Regions from separate parts of the Mus musculus genome. Here regions 2 and 3 are each linked to region 1. A link is a loop called in an ENCODE intact Hi-C map of the cell type or tissue named here. Cell type or tissue: left cerebral cortex. All regions are shown on one strand.

The links. A loop is a pair of places that touch in the nucleus more often than their neighbours do. Peaks named below come from ENCODE experiments on the same cell type or tissue, not always from the same donor. Only the 100,000 strongest peaks of a DNase experiment are listed, where the experiment ranks them.
Region 2: it touches region 1 in a loop (2.3-fold over the local background); 4 of 42 quality-filtered maps call a loop at or near these places.
Region 3: a loop joins it to region 1, with 6 times the contacts of the local background. A loop is called at or near these places in 11 of 42 quality-filtered maps.

What each region holds. Positions count from the first base shown.
Region 1 is chr16:23,896,945-23,900,944 of GRCm38, forward strand. No RefSeq gene overlaps it. Among named protein-coding and RNA genes, the nearest start is that of Sst, 8.1 kb to the left of the region's middle. In left cerebral cortex, CTCF peaks have their summits at 1,511 (motif pointing left) and 2,123 (motif pointing left); DNase peaks (open chromatin) are centred at 1,487, 2,107 and 3,313; H3K4me3 peaks cover 1,014 bases.
Region 2 is chr16:23,719,545-23,723,544 of GRCm38, forward strand. No RefSeq gene overlaps it. Among named protein-coding and RNA genes, the nearest start is that of Rtp4, 110 kb to the left of the region's middle. In left cerebral cortex, no CTCF peak of the experiment used is centred here; a DNase peak (open chromatin) is centred at 2,372.
Region 3 is chr16:23,951,868-23,955,867 of GRCm38, forward strand. No RefSeq gene overlaps it. Among named protein-coding and RNA genes, the nearest start is that of Rtp2, 23 kb to the left of the region's middle. In left cerebral cortex, a CTCF peak has its summit at 2,047 (motif pointing left); DNase peaks (open chromatin) are centred at 1,166, 1,787 and 2,009; H3K27ac peaks cover 629 bases.

The sequences.
Region 1 (4,000 bases):
AATGTCAGCCAGACAGGGGCTCCCATTCCACAGCTCCTCCGGAGCTGGGCTAGATCAGGGCAACCTCTGCTACTTCATCCAACCCATCCTCTTAGAGGGAGGGGCCAGGAAGAGATCTCCTTGCCTGTCATCTACGGAGCTTCTCTTTGTGGGCTCACTGGTCCCTCTGGAAACCTTCACTTGTTTCTCTCAGGTCTGCTCAAGACGTCCCTGTGGAATGAAACCAAGCCAAGGTCTGTGTCTCCCTGACATGTGGTAGAGCCTTCCCACCTGCCTTGCTACTTTCAGAGGCTTAACACTGAGGTATTCCAAGAATTTTCCCAGTGCAGTCAGCAAGGAGGAATAGTCTTAGCCAGAGCCTTCCATCAGTGGGTCTGAAGAATCCCACTAGGTATCACTGCTTCCTCCTCCTCCTCCTCCTCCTCCTCCTCCTCCTCCTCCTCCTCCTCCTCCGCACAGTTGCCAGACAACATCCTCACCGTGATTTGGAGTCCTCCACACTGAGACAGACTGATAGAAGCCATATGAACACAAAGGGCCCAATTAAATCAGCTTTAGCTTTCTCACATTCAAATCTGAGCCTGATTCTTGATCTTGGCTTCACGAGGGGACTGTCTGGGCACCACAGTGGCAGCCCTGATATAAGTCTGGCTCGCATTCAAAGCTTGTCATCAAGCGGGGATTTCGCCACCCTGGAAATCTGTGGTCACAGGCCACTGCCCAGCCCTGTCCCCTGCCCGGCTGGGCTGTCTTCCTCTGCTTGCTCCCTTCTCTCATCCATGTTTGTCTTTTCCTCCCTGTGCTTTCCTCCTCTTCATGGCCACCTCTGCCTCCTTGCTGTTTTCCCTGGCAATCTCTTCTCCCAGCTTGCTTGCTGCTTTCCTGAATCTCCTTGTCTCTTCCTCTCTCCATCACATCTCTGCTCTTTCTCCCTTTCTCTCATGGGTGTGACTTTGTGAGTCCAGAGTGCCTGCTCATTGGATTTCTCAATACTTCTTTCTCTAAGAGTTGAGGGCAGAGGCAGGGATGGGGTCAGAAATGTGCCCTAGCCTATAGACCAGAGCCTTAAAAAGCACCTCGATTTACATACAGGAAAACTGAAACCAAGCAAGCCTCTGGGGGCTGCCTGGCTTTCGCTATTCAGAACCTGATATCACTGGGCTCTGCAGTCTTTCCTGGTGACAAGTACTGCACTCATCCTTGGCTCCCTTCCCGAGTGGTCGAGGACCAAGATGCGCTCATGGTAGCTCCCGTTCTTTTCTCTGCGGACCCACAGCTGCCTAGAGCAGAGCCTAGTTTCCTGACAAGGGTATTACCCGATGGGAGAAGCTTTGGTGATTAACGGGCAGAGATGTGGAAATTGCTCCTCCAGGCTTTCCTGCTGTGTCTGTGTCCTTTTGGGTGTTTCCTAATCTCATAAATCCAGCCAGACCTGCTGTGCTGTCTCGGGCTGCTCTCAGAGGAGAGGATCCAACTGTTAAACTGAGCTCCTCTGCCCTCTGCTGGCTCCACCGATAGCAGACAGCCGTCTTAAAAGCCCAGGGCAGGTTTTCTTCATTGTTTCACTTTAAAACGTTCTCAATGTCATAGGCAAGGTGCTCGATGCAGGAGGCACACAGAAACACGCAACATCAATTCTTCCTTCAAACTTGCAGTTTTTGAACACTTCGAGTCATAGTCTGTGCTAGGCAGCCAAACAAGGTTTAACCAATAACGCGAATTTTCTTTTTCACTGAACCATGAAATAAAAAGATTACTAAAAGGGACAACCAACCATTTCTAAATGCAGTGTTATTCCCTCTGGCCTTCCCAAATAGGTTTAGGGCTCTTTGCACAGGGACGGCCAAGACAGAAGAAGCACATGTCCTTCAGGAATGCCGCCTAATTGATGCCAGAAAGTTTCCTAAGAACGAGAACTGGAAAGGAGAACAAACTTAAAAGGTAATCGATCGTTCTGGAACTCAGTCTCCTCCTGCATTAGGTTTGAACGCTCCAGTACAGACCTGTTTACAGTCAATGACACATTTCGAAGAAGCTGCTGCCTTCTCACCTTGAGATCCACAGAGCTCACATCTCTGGAGGAGGGAAAGGGATCTTGTGTATTGGGCGCGCCCCCTTGTGGCTCTTCTTTCCACTGCCTAACCGGCGCTTTCAGAGCTCGCAGTCTTGCCCCATCCTAAGAACCAAGGACCCTTCCTGACCTGCAACCCTCTCTCGCTAGTGCTCGCTAGCATATAGTTCTCAAATAGCTTCTTTTAAGCATTTACAATGGATTAGGATGCTTCCAGTTTAATCTTCAATGAAGAAATGTGTGACTGCGGGGGCTGAATCCCCCACACTGCAGAAAGCTGGGCCACTGGAGTTCCAGGCTCAAAGCTTCCCCTGCAGCTACTCAGTCCTGATGGGGTCTCTGGCAGCAGCCAGTCCACCACTTTGGGACCTGGTTCTGACCTCTTCTCTTCCACCCTTTTAGGACAAGCTCATCACAGAGCTCCCTGGCTCTCTGCTTACCGAAACGCAGTTTACTGGCTGTAGTAAACTGAGTAGTACCCTTCTCCTCAAATTCGTGTCTCCATCCTAACCTCTCTAACTTTGTGGTACATAATGGCAGCCGTGGGGAATACAAACACTAAGCCTAGCTCTCTGCTTTCCCCCTGGCTCAGAGCGGCCCAGAGAGCTGTGTAAGATCTACACTACACTGGGATCATGATTCCGGCCCACCTCCACTGCATTCCTAGAGCCAAGCTCAGACCTCCAAGTGCTCTCTCCCAAAGAGTAGGCTGTGCCAGGGACTCTGGAGGCTAATCTTACCACTGTCACATAGGGCAACCCTACTCCCCCTCCCGACAGCCATCTGACTCCATCTCAATCAATTCCAATCGGCGCCATGATGCATCTCTTGTTGACCTGTAAGCCAGGCTTAGAACTGCCACAGTAACGGTGGACTGGGTGTGAAGATTTAAGTCTCAAGGACTGAGATTTGCTCAAACCATATCGAATTAAAGAAAGGCAGATGTTTCCTGGAACATTAGCAATGTAATGATGAGGGGCTTGGGGGTATTTTTTCCCCAATCCAATAGCATTCTAGAAAATATACTATCTGAGGAGACAAGGTCAAAAGGAGATTGAGCAGGAATATTTTGTATCTACTCAGCTTTGAGGCAGTACATATCACCATCTGCTTTGATTGCTGATGGGGACTCATCCCTCCCACTCTCTCATTTACCCTGGCTCTGCATCTCTTACTCAGGAAAACTTTTGGATAAATTGACGAACCAATGCCATGCCTTGGGAAAAAAATAAACCATTGGCTAAGCAACATTTGACAGCAGGAGTCACGGGGAAACAGATGTCAACGTTGGGTTTCTACCAAGAGTTCTGCTTCAGCAGAAAACTGTGTTCTTAGATTGCCACAAGAGGAGAAAGGAGCCCCAGGCAGGAAGGAGTCCTGCTGCGTGTAGTGAGTACAGAAGATGCTCTGAAGATGTTCTCTCCATTCCTCCAGAGCCTCAGCCTAAGCTCATCTAATGCTATGTCTTTGTGGGCAATCCCCATTTTCTTCTCTTAAAAGGAGTAAAAGGAGGCCAGACTTTTTTTTTTTTTCTTGTATCCAGAGCACTCTGCCCGTCAGGCAAGTGTTCTCTCAGTGAGTTATAGCACAGACCTTCTGTACACTTGTGACAACTTCATAGGACTAAGGCAAAAGCATGCACCCTGACTTCTAAGAAGCCACAGGACAAAGGGGCAGTCATACTCCTAAATAATTCTTTAACAAGACGTATTATATGCTTGCTTGTTTTCCATTAGAGCAATTACCTTATTATCTGTCGGTAGTTTGCCTGCCTGTTGGTCCCTTGTTAAAAAGCCCTCGCCTTTGTTGCTAAAGAACTTTTCTTAACATCAGGGACAATGTTTTCCTGTCTTGGTTTGCCCTGAAAACAGCCTGAAATAAAGTAAATGCTTGCAAAAACACTTAGTGAGCACTGAATGGATATGCAAC
Region 2 (4,000 bases), 180 kb before region 1:
TATTACTTAAACCATAGATTTTATATTTTTCCTCTCTAAGCTTGCTCTTTTTCATCAAAATGTTCTTCAGAAGAGTGAATTTTAGTAACTATACAACAGAATTTATACCAGGCTGTTTTGAGACTTCCTTTTTCAAAGCAATTAATTGAAATTCTTTTACCTTAGTTAGTTTCAGGTAGACTTTTCAGACAAAGCCAAAAAGCAGCCACATTCTTCACCAAAATATCACAATAACAGTCTCTAGGCCACACATTAAAGTTCTCCAGTGAAACATCTTGGGCCGGGTCTGCACAATTCAAATCACCTTCAACACCAATGTCTTACATATTCCTACTAGGGAAATCTATTAAGCCCCACCTAAAGCATTCCACTGCTTCTAAATTCAAAGTCCCAAAATCCACACTCTTTCCAACAAAAGCATGGTCAGGTTCATCATAGCAAAACCCTACTCCTGGTACCAACTTCTGTCTTTGGGTTTTATTGCTGTGAATAGACACTACAACCAAGGACAACATTTATATTTTGTTACAAAGGCAAACAGGAGAAAACCATCTCTTTTGCACTGAGCAGAGCTTCAAATCCCATCCTCACAGTGATGCACTTCCTTCAACAAAGCCATATGTCCTAATAGTGCCATTTCCTATGGGCCAAGCATATTCAAATCACTACAAGCTGAATTTTATCTTTATCTCTGTGGGATTTTTTTTTTTTTTTTTTTTTTTTTTGTCTCTCACTGAAAATTTGAAATGTACTGAGGATTTCTTGTCAGAATGAACTAAAGTTAGTGTGGTGGTTTGAATAGCTTTGGCCCCATAGACTCATGTGCTTGAGTACTTTGCCATAGGGAGTGGTACTATTATGAGGTATGGCCTTGTTGGAGGAAGTGTGCCTCTATGGATGGAGGCTTTGAGCTCATATATGCTCAAACTATTCCCAGTGTGCTACATAGTATCTTTCTGGTGCCTCTGGCTTTTCCAGTACCATTTCTACCTGCATACTGCCATGCTTCTTGCCATTATGATAATGGATTGAACCCCAGAACCTATAAGCCATCCCCAACTAAATGTTTTCCTTTATAAGAGTTGCCATTGCCATAGTGTCTCTTCACAGCAATGAAACCCTAAGACAGTCAGCATAATGGTTAATGTTTATTGTCAACTAACAGTATCTAAATTTCTCTGGTAGATAGATCTTTGGGGGCATCTGTGGGGTATTATCGTGACTACATTAATTGGTGTGACAACACCCATATAACTATATGTGGCAGTATTCCATGACTGTACAAATGGAGAACAAGAACTGAATAACAGCATGCACTTTCTATTCCGTTTCTTGATTGTAGATATAATGCAATCAGCTGCTTCAAGTTCCAGCTACCTTGACTTTCCCACCATAAATGGGCTGTATATGAATAAACTATAAATAAATTTTAAAAATTAATGTTTTCTCCCTTGACTCTCTTTTGTCAAAAATATTCTACCAGAGCAACAGCAAAGGAGAACGACAGTCAGCTTTTCTAACTATTTTCCATGCCCATTATATTTGCAGAATTAAAACATCCTTTCCCCTTCCCTCCCTCCTCCCCCTTTTCCCTTCCTCCTTCTTTCCCCTCTTCTCCCTCATCTGCTCCTTCCTCCTCCTCTTCCTCTCCTTCATTTTCTAAAGCTGATTTTGACTGTTAGGCTACTGTGCTAGTTTAAATAAGAAGGCTTTCCTCTTTTCCTTCTCATTTCTTTCCCCCAGTAGCCCCTTTGTCACTTTATACTGTTCACAGATGTGTATCCTTCTTTCTATTCTGGGATTTTTTCCAGGGAGATTGGAGATAAGCTCGATGTTTTATCAGCTCCTATGGGCTCATATGTTTGAATACTTAGTTTGAAGCTGGTGGAACTATTTGGGAAGGATTAGGAGATGTGGTCTTGTAGAGGAGGTGTATCACTTGGGGTTTGCTTCGTAGTTTCAAAAGCCCACATTATTCACACTTTGTTCTCTCTCTCTCTCTCTCTCTCTCTCTCTCTCTCTCTCTCTCTCTCTCTCTCTCTTCCTCTTTTATATCAGATGTAAGCTCTCTGCTACTGCTACCTGCTGCCATGTTTCCTGCTATTATGATCATGTACTCACCTTCTGAAACTGTAAGCAAGCTAACAATCTTTTACTTCAACATACTTTTACTTTATAAGTCATCTTGGTCATGGTGTCTCTTCACAGCAACAGAATAGTAAGCAATACAGATAACATTTTCATTTTAGTTGTGGATGTGTCTTTCTGAAATTTTTATGATTTATAGTAGAGTTGGCAAAGTATAGCCAGGAGGCTAAATATAGCCTATCATCTGTTTTGTTTTATTTTGTTTTTTTCAAATAAAATCTTGCTGGAGGACTGCCACACTTATTTCTTTATTTATATTCTATGGCTATTTTTGCCCTACATTAGCTGAATTGAGCAGTTGCTACAGAGAGAAATTGGTATATATAGCCAAAATTGTCTAGGATCTGCACAGAATATTTACCATCTGTTCTTGGCTACTAAATCTAAAACATTTACTATCTTTATGAAAAGCAGTTTTCCATCAACACCCATTTTTAGATGGGATATTTTTCTTCTTAATTTCTTTGTCCTGCTGTGTCACACAGAATTTGACTTGCAGTGTTTTTTTTTTGTTTGTTTGTTTGTTTTGTTTTTTTTTTTGTCACTCCTATAACATGTGAGATGGTTGTTTCTGTCTGATAGGATTCTCAGTGGTGACAGAAGTACTGGGACTGTGCGATGTGGCAGATACTAACCACATGAGTCTTATAGGAACTTGAAATGTGACCAGTGCAACTGACATCAAACTTTATAGTCACATGAGGATAATAAACAGAAAATGAGAGGGACATCATTTAAAAAGAGAACCATCAGGAGTATTTGTCTAGCTTCTTAGCACCAGAGCGCCCTCTTCCTTTGTTTTGGGGAGATGGGGAATTAGGAGGGGAATGTTTCATATATAGTTTTAGACCTGGCTTTTCCCGTTCTCACTTCTTTACTCCAGTTTCCATGTTCTCAGTTTATATCTGGTCTCAGGTGTGTATGCTCAGTTGCTTTCTGGTATTCCCCCCAAAAAACAAAATGGATATAAAAGGCGAGAGTGATGTTTTATCAACCCCTCCCCAGTCCCATCACACCAGTCTGATCTTCACATGGATTTCTTCTACTTACCTGAAAGCCTGAGTCTGAAAAGCAACCTTTCAGGTTCCATCACTGTCTAGACAGCTGGGCAAGCATTCCAGGGACTGTCTGCTTGTAACCTAGGGTATCTTTGGGGGGTATTTAGGGTCTTTAAACTTCTCTGCTTTGTTTCTTTCACATGGTTTTAACACAATTGAGATTTGTGATGATACACTTCTGGGGTCAACAACACAGTGATCAAGTATATATAATTTGTAGGGACTTTTTAGTTTTTCCATGTTAGTTTTTTTGTTGTACCACTCTTACCAGGATTGAACAAATGTAGTGACAGACCACCTTCCCCATGTTTACTATTAGGATTTTCATATATGTTGCATCCTGTCCACTTCAACATAAGGTTAGCACTGGTCCAACACTGTCACCTTAGTTTTCAAGGTGAGTTATTGTTCGAGGGAAAGTTACTTGTCTAAATCATAGAGCCAGATAGGGAAAACCAAGCATTAAAACTCATATTACCAAGCTTTCTGTCCAGCGCTTTTCTTTTATACCTTACAAACCAGGAACTGGAGGAATGTTAAGCCTATCTGTTAGCATGGTTTCAGCAACTGGTTTTCTGGGCAGGTAACTTCTCATAACTTCTTTCTTTTCCTGGATTGATATTATGTGTCGGTGAAAATAATTTTGTGCAAGTAATGGCCTCAAGGTTTTGTTTTGTCCATGTATTTTTTATTTATTCATGTCTCTCTCTCTCTGTCTCTGTCTCTCTCTGTTTCTCTCTCTCTCTCTCTCTCTGTGTGGGGGTGTATTTGCATGCCTACCACAGCTCATGTTT
Region 3 (4,000 bases), 55 kb after region 1:
TGATTGTGTTACCTCACTCAGGATGATGCCCTCCAGGTCCATCCATTTGCCTAGGAATATATCTTAATTTTAAAGTTAGAGAAATATTAGGTTGTCCTTTTGGAAACATCTATTTCAATAGAGTTTAAAAAAATGTTGCCTATACAGAGACTTTGAAGCATAAATTGTAAAATAACATAGTGTGGATTGCTAGTGGCATGCACTAGCTCCTTCTGAGGTTCAGTGGCATCAGAAGCAATGGCCAGAGAAGAATCCAGTCCTGAGTAGCTGATCCAGGAGCAAGAGATGAGAGAGCTGCCTTTCAGCAGCTGGAGCTCTGTGGTCTCAGTGAGTGATTGACATTTCCTGAGCACTCCAGTGAGCACAGCCCCTTGTCTCAGAGTCCACCCACTTAGATGGGGCATCAGAGTCAATTTACAGACCCTAGAATCGCCTAGGAGATGGACCTTTGGGCGTGCCTGTGGGGGAATGTCTTCATGTCATTAATTGCACTGAGAAGGCCCTACACACACACACACACACACACACACACACACACACTGTAGGTGGTACCATTCACATACACACTCACTGTACGTGGCACCATTCACACACACATGCACACACACACACTGCAGGTGACACCATTCATACACACATGCACACATGTACACACACACTGCATGTGGCACCATTCACACACACACACTCACTCACTGTCGGTGGCACTATTCACACACACATGCACACTGTAGGTGGCATTCACACACACACTGTAGGTGGCACCATGCACACACACACATGCACACACACTCACTGTAGGTGGCACTATTCACACACACACACACACACACACACACACACACACACACACACACACACTGTAGGTGGCACCATTCCCTAGCAGCCTGCATTCAAGGGCCCCTCTTTGCTTCCTGAGTGCAGATGTGATCTTAACAGTTGCTTCTAGTTCTTGCCACAGTGGACTGTACCCTGGAAGTGTGAGAAAGAGCAAACGTCTTGTCCATTAAGTTTCTTCTGTAGAGTATTTCATTACAGCAACAGAAAAGAAACTTTGACAGCCAGCACGTAGGGGAGGGAGCTTGTTCTGGAAATCGCCAGTGTGGTCTTCTAGGCTGCAGCTAGAAACCCAAGCCTGAGGACAACAAACTTCCCCAGCAACGCCTGAAGCTGGTCAACAGTGGAGATCTTGAGCTAGGACCATGTGCACGATCCGCAGCAAAGATTTGCTAAGTCTCTACAGCCACCCACAGCCCGGGGCATGGTCTGAATGATTCTTGGGAGCACTTCTGGCCATCACTGAAGGGTAGCAATAGAGGTGTGCCAGTTCCACAGCCTTGGTAACCGTAAAGCTGGTGAATTCTGGGTGTTCCTGGGGGCTTCCGCTCTGACTCCATCCAGAGTTCGCACTATCACTCCCCAAAACCTTTCAATTCTGAGAGGCTCCATTATCTTAAGCTATGCTGTACAATAGAAAAGCTGTGCCCAGGACTGTGCAGAAACAGGGGCACGGTGTTCCAAGGAGTGGCTCTGCCCCCTGGGGCCCAAGGTTGGCCATCACCCAGCCCAGCGTTCTTAGCTCCTTCCAATCTCCATTTGCTCCTGTCAGATAAGGTGGGGTTTTCTTGTCTTGTTTTTTTTTAGCCAGCAAGATTGTGATGAGGATCAAAGCTCTTGGATCCGACAGTGCTTCGCTGACCTAGAAAGAGCACTATGCTCATTAGCAGTATTATTTGAAGGGCTCTAGTAGAGAATGGCCTCCTTTGGCTGAGAACTGGGACAGGACTTCCACGTTTATCAAGGAAAACTAGAAACCTACAATTCAAAGACAGCCAGAGTGGAAATTTACGCTCTCAAGTGGGACCTTAAATCGCACCCCATGAACCACTAGTCACTTGGGGTGAATGAGCTACAAGAAGACAAAGGGGTTCGAGGGAGAACAATTCCAAAACACAGCTGGGCCTGATTTACACTGGGGAAGTGGGGAAGGGGGGGGGGGCAAAATAGCCACTGCTTGTCCTACACTGCCACCTTGTGGCCATTCTCCAGACTACACAAGTAAAACTAGTCTCAAAATGGGAAGCCAAGAGTTGCTAAAACTGGGAAAATCAGCCTAGGATGAATTGGTAATCCCAATTGGTTATCCTATGCCAAGTCATCAGCCATACAAACATACACAGAAGAACAACATTGCTGTGTTTATACGTGTGTGTGTGTGTGTGTGTGTGTGTGTGTGTGTGTGTGTGTAAGAATGATAAAGGAAATAAGATGTTATGAATTTGAGAGTGGCAGGGTATAGGAAGCTTGGACAGAGGAGAGGAAAGAGGAAATGTTGTAAATACAGCACACATCTATGAGAGTAAAAAACAAATAAAATACAAGTAAAGACCAAGCAGAGAGTTGGGAGTGGTGTTCCATGCCTGTAATATCAGCACTGAGGAGCTGAGGCCCAAATATTGCTGTGAGTTTGAGGGCAGGATAAGATAAAAAGTGATAGCTACCTCAAAAACAAGTGGATTGTGAGGAGCGGGTGTGGCAGCAGCTAATTCTTATGACTTGCACCTGACTTCCTCATACACCTGAAAATTGCCATGACCATTGTGAAAGCTGCGCAGGTGCACCATGATGCTGGCGGTGTAAACAAGTCCATATTTGGTGGAGACGCGCCCCTGCCACCCTGATTGGCTGAAGCTGTGTGCCTGGTGAGGTGATGTGGCCTGCCATGAGTGAATGGGGACTGAGAGTATATAAGAGTGAGAGGCCCGGGGTTCAGGGGAGAAAAAGATGAAGCGAGAGATGATGACTGAAGCTTGCTGAATAAACTGCTGTTAGAAGAACTGGTGGTCGTGTCGTTCTTGCTGGTCGAGAGCGGACGCGACAGTGGATGACGGGATACATCTGAAATCCTTAAACGCACTACCATTGCTGGGTCCACATTGGGCCAGGTCTGCCGTGAGTTAAGAAGGGGTAAGCAGAGAACATTATGAGCCAGGCAGAGATGCAGTACTCTTGTGTTAGACATTGTGTATCTTTCTGTGTGACTATGGGTCATGTGTGCCAGGCAGAAATAATAGCAGCATAAGCAGGTGGGGCATTGAATTGTCTCACTGCCATAAAATAAAATAAAAATAAAGAAAATGAAATGAATGTTAAAAGGGCTGAGTTGGGGGGTGCAGCCTCATCTGGTAGGGGTGCTTGCTCTGAAAGCATGCGGTTCAACTTGAGTTCAAATCCCCAGTATCCATGTAAACAGCCTGGCATGGACAACTATTCTTTTAATCCCAGTGTTACATGAGGTGGAGGCAGGAGGATGGCTGGGGTTCTCTGCCTTCCAGCCTAGCTCCATGTTCAGTGACAGTATCAAGATGAAAAGTAATTGGGCCTGGACACCTCATGTCCTCCACATGCACAGATACACACACCCGATCCATATGTGTGTACTACACACACACTCTCTCTCTCTCTCTCTCAAAGAAAGAGACAGACAGGCAGAGAGAGAGACAGACAGACAGAGACAGAGTGATTTAAAAACTAAAAATGGTATGTGAGAAGCCAGCCCAGGGTATTATATAAAAAGAGGAAAGAAAACCAACATGAACCCTATAATGCAACTCTGCCCGTCTCTACCCCAAAAGGAGTTGAGACTATCATGATGTTGGCCCTTCTCTCTTGTGACTCACAGCAGCAGATCTCCACTCTGACCTCCTGGGGTCAATGCATCGTGCATGCCACCACAGGCTCAAAGCAAGAGCGCAGTGATGATGATGGAGCTGTGATCACAGGGCACCAAAACAACTAATTTCTTATCATAAGTTGATCATCTTGCGTGTTTATTACAGTAACAGAAAGCTGACTACCACAAGCTGTCACCCACAGCCCATTCCATCTTTAGATATTTACTGTAAAATCTTCTCTCCAGTCAGGCTGAGCTTGTTTTTTTTTTTGTGTCTCTCACCCATTGGTCATAGCTTTCTCCCTTCAGCTTTGCCAAAGAAGCAGT